Linked DNA regions of Homo sapiens: region 1 is linked to region 2. A link is an interaction called in ENCODE POLR2A ChIA-PET data of the cell type or tissue named here. Cell type or tissue: MCF 10A. All regions are shown on one strand. Links, peaks and the distances in the headings refer to the core of each region. The heading gives the core; the rest is flanking DNA.

Region 1 (4,000 bases), core at 1-4,000, 440 kb after region 2:
TAAGGAATTTATATACAAAGGGCATCAATTTTCTACTACTGCATTAAAAAGTACCCCAAATTTTAGCAACTTAAAAAACACAAACATTTTTTAACTCACAAAGTTCATGTGGATCAGGAACCTGAGAGTGGCTCGGTTGAGTGGTTCTGGTGCTGGATCTCCCATGAAGTTGCAGTGAAGAGGTAAGCCAAGCTACAGTCATCTGAAGACCGGACTAGCCATTTCCAAGCTCCCTGCCCTGGTTTTTGGTTTTCCCTACTCACCTGTTGTTGAACTCGGTATTTTAGTTCCTCTGCACACGGTTGCCTTAGTATCTTCAGGACATGGCAGCTGGCTTCCCCAGAGCAAGTGATCCAAAAGAGGAAGAGCATGAAAGCAAGATCAAAACGGAAGCCATGGTGTCTTCCATTACCCAATGTCAGAAGTTACATACACCATTTCTGCTGTATCCTCAGGGTCACCCAGACCAACAATGAATGTGAGAGAGTTTGAAATACCAAGAGGCAGGGATTAATGGTGACCTTCTTAGAAATGTTGCCACAAATAAAATGCACAGATTTTGTGTGTACATTGATGAGTTTTGACAAATGTCATATGCAACCATCACTAATCACAAAGTATTTATGTCTGTCCAAAAAGCTTTCTCATGACCTCTTTCAGTCAATCCCTGCCCACCTCCCCAGCAGCAACCACTGTTTGTGGTTTTTCACCATATAATCATTTTCATTTGTTATTGTACTTCTTATAAATTGAATCAGACAGTATGTACTTTTTTCTGTCTTGCTTTTCTTACTCAGCAGTATCACTAAAGATTCATTCTTGTTGCTAAATGTTGTTCATTCCTTCTTATTGCTGCCTAGTATTCTACTGTATGAATATACCACAAATTGTTAATTAATTTACCTATTTACAGACTTTAGGTTGTCTTCAGAGTTTAGAGCTAATACGAATAAAGCTGTTGTTAACATCTTTGTACAAGTCTTTTTTTTCATGGGTGTATGTCTTCATTTATCTTGGGTAAAAACTAAGGAGTTTAATTGCACATCACAGGCTAGATATATATTTGATCTTATTTTTAAAATTGCCAAATGATTTTCTGAAGTGATAGTATCATTTTACACTTCCACCAGCAATTTATTAGAGTTTCAGTTACTATATGTACTCACCAACATTTAACTTCCCATTTTCAAGTTGCAGCAATCTCGTAAGTATGTAGTAATCTTTCACTGAAGTTTTAAGTTGCATTTCCCCAATGTCTAATGTTATTGAGCACCTTTTTCATGTGTTTATTGGTCATTTACATTATCTTCTTTTGTGAAATATCCACTAGTATTTGGGAAGTATCTTCTTTTGCAAAGTATCTCCTTGTTTATTTTAATTGGGTTATTTGGTTTTTCAATATTGAATTGTTGGCATTGTTTGTTTATTCTGATTACAAGTATTTTGTCAGCTATTTGGGTTGCAAACCTTTGATCCCAGTCTGTGGTGCACCTTTTCATTTCTTTAGTGGTGTGTTTTTATGAGAATAAATTTTGATAATGTCTAATTTACCAATTTTATGTTTTATGGTTAGTGCTTTTGTGACTTAGCTAAGACATTTTTGCCTCTCCCAAAATTGCAAAGATATTATCCTTGTTTTCTTTTAGAAGCTTTATAATTTTTGCTTTTATGTTTAGGTCTATGATCAATTTTGAATTACTTTTTTGGTTTATGGTGTGAGGTAGGGGCTAGGGTACATTTATTTTCTCACATGGATGTCTAGTTTTTCTAGGATTGTTTGTTGAAAGGGTTTTCTTTTCCCTTTCAAATGCTTTGTGCCTTTGTTAAAAATTAACTGACTGTATATATCTGCATCTATTTCTGGTCTCTATTTCATTCCACCAATCTATTTGCCTAAACTTATATCTAAGTCAATAACACACTATCTTGATCAACTATAGCTTTACAATACATCTTGGTGTAACCTGCTTTTGGCACAAAACAAGATGTTATGAGTATCTTCCCAGGCCAAAATTTCTGTGACATCTGCCGTTTTTATGAATGCATAGTACTCTATCATATGCATGAATTATAATTTAATGAACAAATTTCTAATTGTTGGTTTTTTAGCCTTTGTATTTTTAAATATCACTGAAAAATTCTGCAGTGAACATCTTTGGCATTGCCCTTAGTTATATTCTATGAATAAATTCTTAGAAGTGAAATTGCTAAATTAAAGTGTGTGCTGGTTGTTAAAGATTTGGTATATATTGCCAAACTGTACAAAGATTGTGTCAGCTTACCCTGCCACCAGCTGAGAATGAGAGAGCCAATGCTGTGTATTATCATTTAAAATTAAAGCCGCTGTGTGATTTTAAATGATAGATGAAACTAGTATATCATTGCTGATTCAATGTGCATTTATAATTACCCGTAAAAAAAAGAATATTTTACGTGTATTGACCACACAAATACAAATTTTCTGTCTTTTAAGTTGCCTGTTTACATCATTTGGTCATTTTCCAATTGCCTTTACTTCCTTTGTAATGGACTAAGGCCAAAGCTAATTGTAGTCTCAATGTAGAAGTTCTTTCAGGCCCAATTCAGAATAATTAAATATATAATTTTTTTTCTAGAAATAGTATAAGTGAAATAAAAATGCAAAAAATGCTATTGAATATTTCTATTAAAATAAATTTACTCACTATAATTATAATATCACATAGTTGCAATGATTAGCTCATTTTCTTTATCTTCTACATAAAACTCAGGCTCTGCTACTTTAGGGCTTTGGCACCACACTCCATCTGTCCAGATGGCTTCTAACTTCCTAATTTGTCCTTGCCTTGGCCTGAAAACTTGTCATTTCTGTACTCTTGACCTGTTCCTTCTCGATGTGTTTCTTTGCCACTCCCTAGCTGTTTCTTTCAAATTCCCCCTAAAAATTATTTTCACCTATCAAAGTCTTTGACCAATCTAGCCTATTGCCAACCTTTTCTTATTGAAAAATAGAATGGGGGCAAAGACACTACAAAAAAGACTCAAAAATGTTAAAAGGGAAAATTTTGTATCACTTACTGAACTGTTGTGCCTGCTTCCCTTCATCAGCTGAGTGTCATTGTTTAGAACAGGAAATTTCCCTCTGATCTTTGTACCAGGAATAGTTATGCTTTTGAGCAGCTGGTTTGTTTTTACTTATGGATCTCATGAATCATTTAACTGATCCTGTTCTCCTATCTGAGTTAGAAATCTCAGAGTCAGATTTTCAGTCCATCTGTAGCAAGTGGATTGCTTCTCAGGACATACTTTCTGTGCATTAATCCCACTCTTATTTTTCATCATGGCTTTTTCTACTTATTTTTTCTGTGCGTCTCTTATTTTTCTTACTACTTATTGTCCACTCACCTTGACTTTTTTTAACTTACAAAAGTAAAGTCTTATAGTACATATTTTGAAAACTGACATAAAACCCTTTATTTCAGAATAAGATGGGTTAACTCTAAATACATAGACGATCTATTTCTAATAAAGAGAGAATTTGCTTTAGCCTAATGTCATAATTTATGTCTTGCCTATCAAGAACTAAAGACTCCTGAGATTAATACCTCTTGGACACTAATCTTATCCCCATTTGGAAATAGAAAGGAAGATTTTCAAAAAGTTAAGTGAATTGTCCAAGATCATAGACTAAGTTAGTGCCACGGGTCCCTAAGGGACTTTTGCTTCCTCAACCAGCACATTGTTTATGAGCCCAGCATTCCACTTGCACTTGGGTCATGACTGCTTGGGCTAGTTAATTACTTTGAAAACATATTCAAAAAACATGATCCTATGACAGCCACCTTGGGTTTTAGATCTATGGAAAGTTGGTGTAAGGTCATTGCAAAGTTAATTGTTTTGTTTTGGTTTGGTTTTAGAAGCAGCTATGGTGCAGCAAAAATCATTGCTTCTTGACTTTTCCAAAAATCTATAACTCCAAATTTTAAAAAATTACTGCAATTTTCTCCATCCTCACTGCTCA
Region 2 (8,178 bases), core at 2,301-6,300:
AGCTCAGATAGAAATTCAGATCCCAGTGCTCCGTCTGTGACATCAAGTTGCCCTGTAGAAGTGAGAATGTTGTTTCCTACTAATGATCCTAATAAATAGAAAACCTAAGTTGTAAATAAACAATTTCTACTAACAGTACAATGTAAATACTACTCTAATGAATGATTTTACAAAATTTTATTTCTGCTGTATGGACACTGCATTAAAAAAAAATTATAAATAGGCAGAGACCAGTGTGACTCAAACACAGAATTTTATCACAAATACAAACTACAAAAACCAATCCTACCCTTCTTTCTCTAATAGACACGTCTGGAGGAGCTAAACCAACAACTTAAAGAAATAAATAAATGACCTAACACCTCCTGCTGGAACCTGTGACCTCTCTTTGCCGTTCTTGTAATGTGCCATTGATTGGCCAGTCGGAAGGGACACTGTTTCAGCAGCCTGCTGTCCATGAGAGAATGACTTCTTTCTCCGCTTGGTGTGTCAGTTGACCCCTCAGGAGGTATGGCTGAGAGTTCAGCATCAAATGGCTTTTAACACCTGGGTTTCATTCTGAATCTCCCTCAAGTCCCAGCAGTAATGAAGCAATTGTATGTCCTGCCATAATAAATCTGAATCAAAGTGAAGCCAGTACCCCCTTCCTTCCAGGGAGCAGAGTATATCAGTTAAGACAGACTAGGAGCATTTTGTGCAGTGCTCTGATCAGAAGGATGGAAGCTCCATCCTTTGGCAGAGAGCAGTTCTGAGTGCTTTTCCTGTGCAGGTTGCCATTTGTATTAGAAATTTGACTGCAAAAGAGTTTAAGCATTATTGGTGAATTTCTAATCCTTTATTTCAAAGTTCTTGCTTCAGCGATGTCTTATTTATTTATTTATTTATTTATTTATTTATTTTTGCATTTAGAATTAATTCAACTGCAAAAAAAGTGCACATCTACCAAATATCAAGCATTGCATTAGATACCAGGGGTCTTAAGAAGGATAAGTAGGACATGGATTTTTTTCTCAAAGAAATTTTATTGTCTGTTTGTGTTATCTGAATTCAGAATGCCATTGCCTCATTAGCCTGTTTCATTGTATTTGTAGTATTTGTCAATGTCAGACAGTCTTTTATTTATTTATTAATGTACTTGTCCATTTCCCCAACCAGAATGAAGCTCCGCAAAGGCATGTATTGTGTCTGTTTTGCTTATTACTGTGTTATCAGATCTGGAATAGTGCCTTGACACAGTGTAGACATCCATTAAGAATGAATAATCTGGCCAGGCGCAGTGGCTCATGCCTGTAATCCCAGCACTTTGCGAGGCCGAGGCAGGCGGATCACCTGAGGTCGGGAGTTGGAGACCAGCCTGGCCAACATGGTGAAACCCTGTCTCTACTAAAAATACAGAATTAGCCGGGCATGGTGGCACGTGCCTGTAGTTCCAGCTACTTGGGACGCTGAGGCAGGAGAATCGCTTGAACCCAGGAGGTGGAGGTTGCAGTGAGCCAAGATCACGCCACCACTGCGCTCTAGCCTGGGCGACAAGAGCAAAACTCCATCTCAAAAAAAAAAAAAAAAAAGAATGAATAATTTACAGCTAACTAACATTGGTACAGTGTACTGACTAGGTCTGAGTAGTTTGAGAACGTTAAGTCTTTTTTTTCTTTAAAGACAGAAGTATAATGACTAAGTTTAGAGGATGGACACCATCTTACCCTATACACTTGTATTTTGTTAGAAGAGATTTTGTTTCAAGACTGGCCTGGGCAACATAGTGAGACCCTGCATCCATTAATATTAAAAACAAACAAAAAAAACAAGGGCCTGGTGCAGTGGCTCATGCCTGTAATCCCAGCACTTTGGGAGGTCAGAGGCAGGCGGATCACGAGGTTGGGAGATCGAGACCATCCTGGCCAACATGATGAAACCCCATCTCTACTAAATATACAAAAATTAGCTGGGTGTAATGGCACGTGCCTGTAATCTCAGCTACTCGGGAGGCTGAGACAGGAGAATTGCTTGAGCCTGGGAGGCAGAGGTTGCAGTGAGCTGAGATGGCGCCACTGCACTCCAGCCTGGCGACAGAGCAAGACTCCGTCTCAAACAAAACAAAACAAAAAAACAAAATGAAGAGATTTCGGAATATCTGTTAAAACCCATCTGAAGCCGCAGTGCTCTAATAGCTAAAGTGGTTTCCACAAATTATCAATGGAGCAAAGAAATTCTTTTCCAAGAATTCTTTCCTGAGAATCTCTTTAACCTACTTCCTTGGTTGAAAAAGTAGAAAATGTTTTCATAGGGATGAGCTGTGCAAACCTAATGCCCAAAACATCTGACACTCTTATCTTGAATGACACAGTAGAATTTAAAGAACTTGTCATCAAGTGGTCTTTGACAAAAACCTCTGTGGACAGCACCTGCCATTTTGAGAATTTTTACAACCAGAACTGGCTCCGACCTTGCACATCACTTCTTCAGCAAAAATTCTATCTCCCAAGTCACCTTCTCTGCACCTACTGAGGGATATACATCTCCTTATGGTTTTTGGCATTGGAGTAAGAAAATAAACTGGTGATGTGTAATGTGATTATGTACCCTTGGACCTTTCATCTATAGTCTTGATTCTGCACATAGAGCGTGCACATGCATGTATGTGTGTGGGTGTGGGTAGAGGCATGTGGGTTGGTCCTTTGAAGAATGAGATTCTGCAGTTTTCTGCAGTGGACATTTCCTACCTGTGGCTGGCCCAGATGGTAAGAATACTATGCATCCTTTCTGGCTTTGACTGCTGAGAATGTTACAGTGAGTTTCCTTATTTATGCCCTTTTTTTTGGAGTATTAAACATGTCAAATTTGGTGTAGTTAAGAGGCACTCGTAGAAAGTTTTTTTTAAAGGTCTCTGCATATAAGATGCTTCCATAGCAAGTCATAGAAAAAATTCCCAAGTTTCAGTGTTGACAGATGGTGTTACTCTGCAATATAAGCAGCAATGTCCTCACGAGACTATTGATTTTGTTTGTGAAATATAAATCCCTATACAATGACGGATGGGCTGGTGAGAAGTGCTTCTTTAATAATTCAATAATTTCATTAAACGATCTGGTCCTAAGTAAAACAGAGATGGCAAGATACCTGACCATGGACTGCATTTAAGTCTCATATAAAAATAAGACCATGGTCTACTTTTGTTCATGTTTGTCTATTTTGTTTGCTTCAAGATAAAAGGAAGTCTTTCAGTGTGTGAAATCTAAGAAATAGGGCAAACGACATCAGATTCTTCCAAGTGTCTCATAGCAGCCATTTTAAGTTCAGTCTGCCCACATTCATGGCAACGGCTTGGTTCACTTGCTTACTAGGTAGGCTTGAACATTGATTTATTTTGCCTGCTGCTATTTAGCTTTCTGTTTTCTTAGCAGCTTCCCATCTCAATGGAGCATGGACAGTTTGTAGGAAGTAGAAGCCGATTTGATTCCAACACAGCACTTTATTACAGCTAAGAAGGACATATTACCCAAAGTCATCTTCTGATGTGCCAGAAGCAACAACCAAGAAGAATTCTAAGGGGCAAATAAACAACCTGAAACTAAATCACAGAAACTCCTGGAAACCCAACTTGAATTAGCCCAAGTGTGTCTGTGCATTTGTGTATTTGTTGTTTATGCACGACAAAGTCCTACAAAATCAAATTGATTTACTTTACCTTGATTTACTTTAGAAAAAAAATTAAAATATCAGCAAATTCATATTTAGGTTTGCCTTCACAAAGGAGTTATAAACTTAATGTTTTGTATATTTAATCTGTTATCTTAATTAGGGACTCGTAGATCATCAAAGAGATGTTAAAATAATACAATCAAGAGTCATAGAGTAACATGTACAATTTATTTTTTGGCAAGACTCAGAAAAAACAATTTGATATGTTAATGGATCCTAATGGGCAATAGCTATTAATTAAATAAATAACCCATTAGACTGAGAAGTGAAGTGTCAGTACAAGGACAATGTACTAAAATTGCTGAAGAATAGCAATTAACTTATAGTATTTAGTGGTGGCACAGATATTTATATTTGGTTTTGTAGATATTTGTGTCAGCTATATCAAATTAATTAAATTAAACCAGCAACTATTTAATAAATCTCTACAATGTGTGTGCAGTGCTATGCTAGGCATTTGGAATAAAGCAAAAAAGTAGACAACCTGATCTAGACTCTTGGGGAAAATATAGTATAGTAGGGAGAGGCAAGATGTAAGTAATTTTAATATATAATGATTGTGCATGTTGACATATTAAAAATGTTTTAAGGTATTACACCATCAATTCTTTACCACTTTTATCACTGTCCATCATGACGTACTAACAATTGTTGAGGAAAAATAATGCTGGGGTAGGGCCTGGGGATAACCAAGAAGGTGTAAATCCTGGCCTCTGCTCAGGAAGCCAGTGATCTAATTTGGAAGGTTGATTGCTAAATGAAATCTTTGCTGACGCAGAAAGTCCCATGAATAGGAAAGGGAGAAAGAGCTAAGGGCTAGGATATTCTGGCAAGTTTGTGGAGGCGAACTGGAGCTTGAAGTACAGGTGGAATGTGACTAAACAGAGAGGGGAGGTGGTGGCTCAGGTGGGGACGATGGCCAGAGCCAGCTTCATTGTGAGGCATTAGGGGTGAGGCTGCAGAAGAGATTTATGTAATGCAGCCACAATGTTGTGCAATCTGGTGATTGAAGAATTTGGACTCGGCTTTCCTGAGGAGAGTGACAGAATCAAAGTGGTTGTAGAAAGATGTTGATCAGATTGAAGGGTGCTGGGGAGATCTGTGGTAGGAGGGAGTAGGAGCTAGAAGGCAGCAAGACTGGCTGGAGGCCCTTGTGAGGGGATAAGAGATGAACATGATTTCCTAAAACAGATCACAGCCTTTTTAAGGGAAAGGGAAATGCCTTGCTTTTCCTTGTTTCCTTGTTTTTCCTGTACATTCAGTCCAGAATGTATAATGCTGTGGAATAACCCCTTGTAGAGCCACTGACTTATGAGACTATCTAAAGACAGGTGCTGACCTTTGCCGCTGATCACTGTATTTGGCCTCCTGGAACAAGAGTGCCTCATGAATAAAACAAGTTAGAGCAACCTAAGGAGATTCAAGCAGAGGTCACTCTATAGTGAGGTGATAAATTTTGTGACCGATATGGAGGCCTAGCTTAGTCGCAGGCAATCATTACTGAATTACCTGGTGATAACAGGAGGTGAAGAAAATGTGCATTCTAAGCACAATGCAAATGCGAATCACTAGCTTCCTGGAGATCTGATCAAATAAAACTTAAGTTTTAATTAAACTGTGACCAAATTAATTAAAAGTTACTATACTGTGTGATAGATAATTATCAACTAGAATGTTGCTTATTTTGCTGCAGCATCCTGATTTCTTTATCTTCCTGTTCTGAAAATGTAAAAATCCTTTTAGTCTTTTAGATGAGTCACAAGCGAAAAAAAAAAAATTAAGTTAGCAGGATGTATTAAACATTAATTTAAGCACAATCATGAAAACCTGAAATTTTCTTTTTTCTCTAGCTATGTTTTAAGTTCTTGACATAATTTTTACAATGGCACATCTATTTTTTATGAGTTTTTAATAAAATGTAATAATAGCAACTAATAATGTTAACGATAATAATGATAACTGTCATTTCTCTCTCCTCAGGATCATTTTGTGCTGAGCGTTCATAACTGAGTCATAGCTGTCTGTGTTAAAGGATTGTTCCCAGGTTTTATTTATCTTGTTCAGCCTTTTAATTCAATTGGTTTCTTGGCTGATTTGTCTCCCAGTGTGATTAATCAATGAGAACTAGGGGCCCAATTCACGTTTTCACTTAAGTCGATTGAAATGTTGAGTGTGGTTGTGGTTGTTTAGGAGATAAAACAGGGTCACTGACTTACAACATCATTTCTTCTTGGTTTTATGCCTTAACTGTATTTTCCCCAGCAGAATCTGGTAACTGTTTCTCTCAGTTATGGAAGCCTACAGGGAGAGGAAAGGTAGGTAGAGATTTCTCTTCAGTGACGATTTCCATTAATTTTGTTATTTGTCATCAACAATTGGTGTATACCCAAAGGCGATCAAAGTGTAAGTAAATGACCAGCAATTTGTTTCACTTCAAATCTAATACTTTCCAAAAAGCACTTTGTAGCCAGTATCTAACAGAAGTTTAATAGAAGTCTAAGGCTGGAAGAAAAAGTGGGGGCTATGCCATTTCCTCCCAAGCTCTTCTCCCCCCATCTAGCATTAGACAGACACTACCCCTTCTCTTCTCAAGGGGCCCAGACAGGACGATTCTGCAATAGCCTTTAGGAAATTCATTTCAACGTTAATATCCCTCATGGCCAAGAGATAAGTAATTTGGCTCATATATAATCTGGTTCCTCCTCGTCTGCGTTGAAAGCCCTTAATGACCTCATGTCTTCCCTCAGCAGGGCTGCGGGTATTCTGTCAAAACGCCATGATGGATTATGTGCTTGGTGACCTTCTGTGACTTTTTGCAAGGCAGGGAGAGTAGAATGAAAAGGTGGTGAAGAGGCAGCAGAATACCTCTATTTGCCACGCCTGCCATCCCGGCAGCAGGAGGAAGGTTCCCGGAGGAGAAGCTGAATGAGACCCTTCCGCTGCTTCCCCTCCTCTCCCGCCAGGCTCCTCCTCCCTCCAGGGGCGAAGGAGCCAATGCTTGGGAAATGGGGGATAGCACTGGTAGCGATTACGTTCTCCACTTTGAAAGCCTAACAGAAGGAAAAACTATTTAGGAAATGAAGAGAAAACCCTCTCCTCTGTGCTCAAGAGTTGCCATTTACAGGACTCTTGCAAGTTTAACGAAAGGGAAAACTTGGCGTCTTGCTCATCTCCTGTGATACCTCCTTTGGCATATGATACAAATGAGAATACATTCAATGTTAAATATTCGTGTGCATTTTTTTCTTATTTGATTTGATTTGAGAGTTCCCCCACCAAACAGCTTTTTTTTTTTTTAAAAAAAAAAAAAAAAAAAAAAAAAGATCATTGGCCGGGCATGGTGGCTCACGCCTGTAATCCCAGCACTCTGGGAGGCCGAGGCAGGCGGATCACGAGGTCAGGAAATCGAGATCATCCTGGCTAACACAGGTGAAATCCCATCTCTACTAAAAATATAACAAATTAGCCGGGCGTGGTGGTGGGCGCTTGTAGTCCCAGCTACTCGGGAGGCTGAGGCAGGAGAATGGCGGGAACCCGGGAGGTGGAGCTTGCAGTGAGCCGAGATCGCGCCACTGCAGTCCAGCCTGGGTGACAGAGTGAGACTCTGTAAAAAAAAAAAAAAAAGGTCCTTATATTTAGAGGGGCTTAGTAAGAGGCTTTGACAATTGAGTCAAAGGTTTGCTCACCTGGAAACTGCTCAAGTAAAGAGAACATCTCTTTACTGTAAAGGAGCATCCCTCAGATCCCTTTAAGCCACCCCAGACAACAAAGACTACTTACAGTTTGTCCAGAAGTAACCTCAGAATTATAGACAGGGGGAGGGTTGCAGCACTGGCCAGAGCCCACAGTGTTGCATTTGTAACCCGTTTATTTGCGAGAAACACCATCAACAAATCATGCAACAGCATATTCTAGATAATAAAGTTTTAAAACTTCTATGTTTGTGCTATCCTAGATTGGTGTTCCTATCTGTGAGGTACCCTAACTACAATGTACTGTGTGTCCTGTCTCTTCATCTAGGTTGACAGCCAGATCACATCGTTCCTCTAAATCCCCAGCACCTGGCACAGAGGCTGGAAATGAGTAGGTACTGCTAAAACAATGTGGAATGAATGAGTGAACATAGAAACTGCCTTTTTCTAATACGTTTATCTGAAAAGACTGCTTGATTCTTCTTTATATGAGTTTTGCTCTAGTGGTTTCTTGGAGAAAAATATGAAAGTGTAGGTTTTACTCAAGACTATTCTTAATGAGGCTATAACAATGTATGGACTGAGAAAGGTGAGGAGGGTTGTGGGATAAAAAATGGGAAAAATCTTGCTGGGGTTTTCTGGGCTTTTATACAGGTTGGTTTCTGCTGGGCACTGCCTGAGATAGATTTTGTGTGGATTGCTGAGTGAGGGTCTAGAAATAAGTTCATTTCATTGTTTAATGTGTAGAAGGCTGGAAGTGTGAAGTACAAAGTCAAATCAAGGG

Evidence for each region. ChIA-PET counts read pairs that join two places held together with the same protein. Peaks named below come from ENCODE experiments on the same cell type or tissue, not always from the same donor. Only the 100,000 strongest peaks of a DNase experiment are listed, where the experiment ranks them.
Region 1: POLR2A ChIA-PET joins it to region 2 with 7 read pairs; 2 of 35 experiments call an interaction of 5 or more read pairs at or near these places.

Annotation. Positions count from the first base shown.
Region 1 is chr6:88,442,579-88,446,578 of GRCh38, forward strand. LOC105377885 (a long non-coding RNA gene) reads right to left here and starts at 341. Exons shown (of 6, transcript XR_007059669.1): 1 at 264-341. In MCF 10A, for the core only: no CTCF peak of the experiment used is centred there; no DNase peak of the experiment used is centred there.
Region 2 is chr6:88,000,261-88,008,438 of GRCh38, forward strand. No RefSeq gene overlaps it. Among named protein-coding and RNA genes, the nearest start is that of SPACA1, 43 kb to the right of the region's middle. In MCF 10A, for the core only: no CTCF peak of the experiment used is centred there; a DNase peak (open chromatin) is centred at 4,691.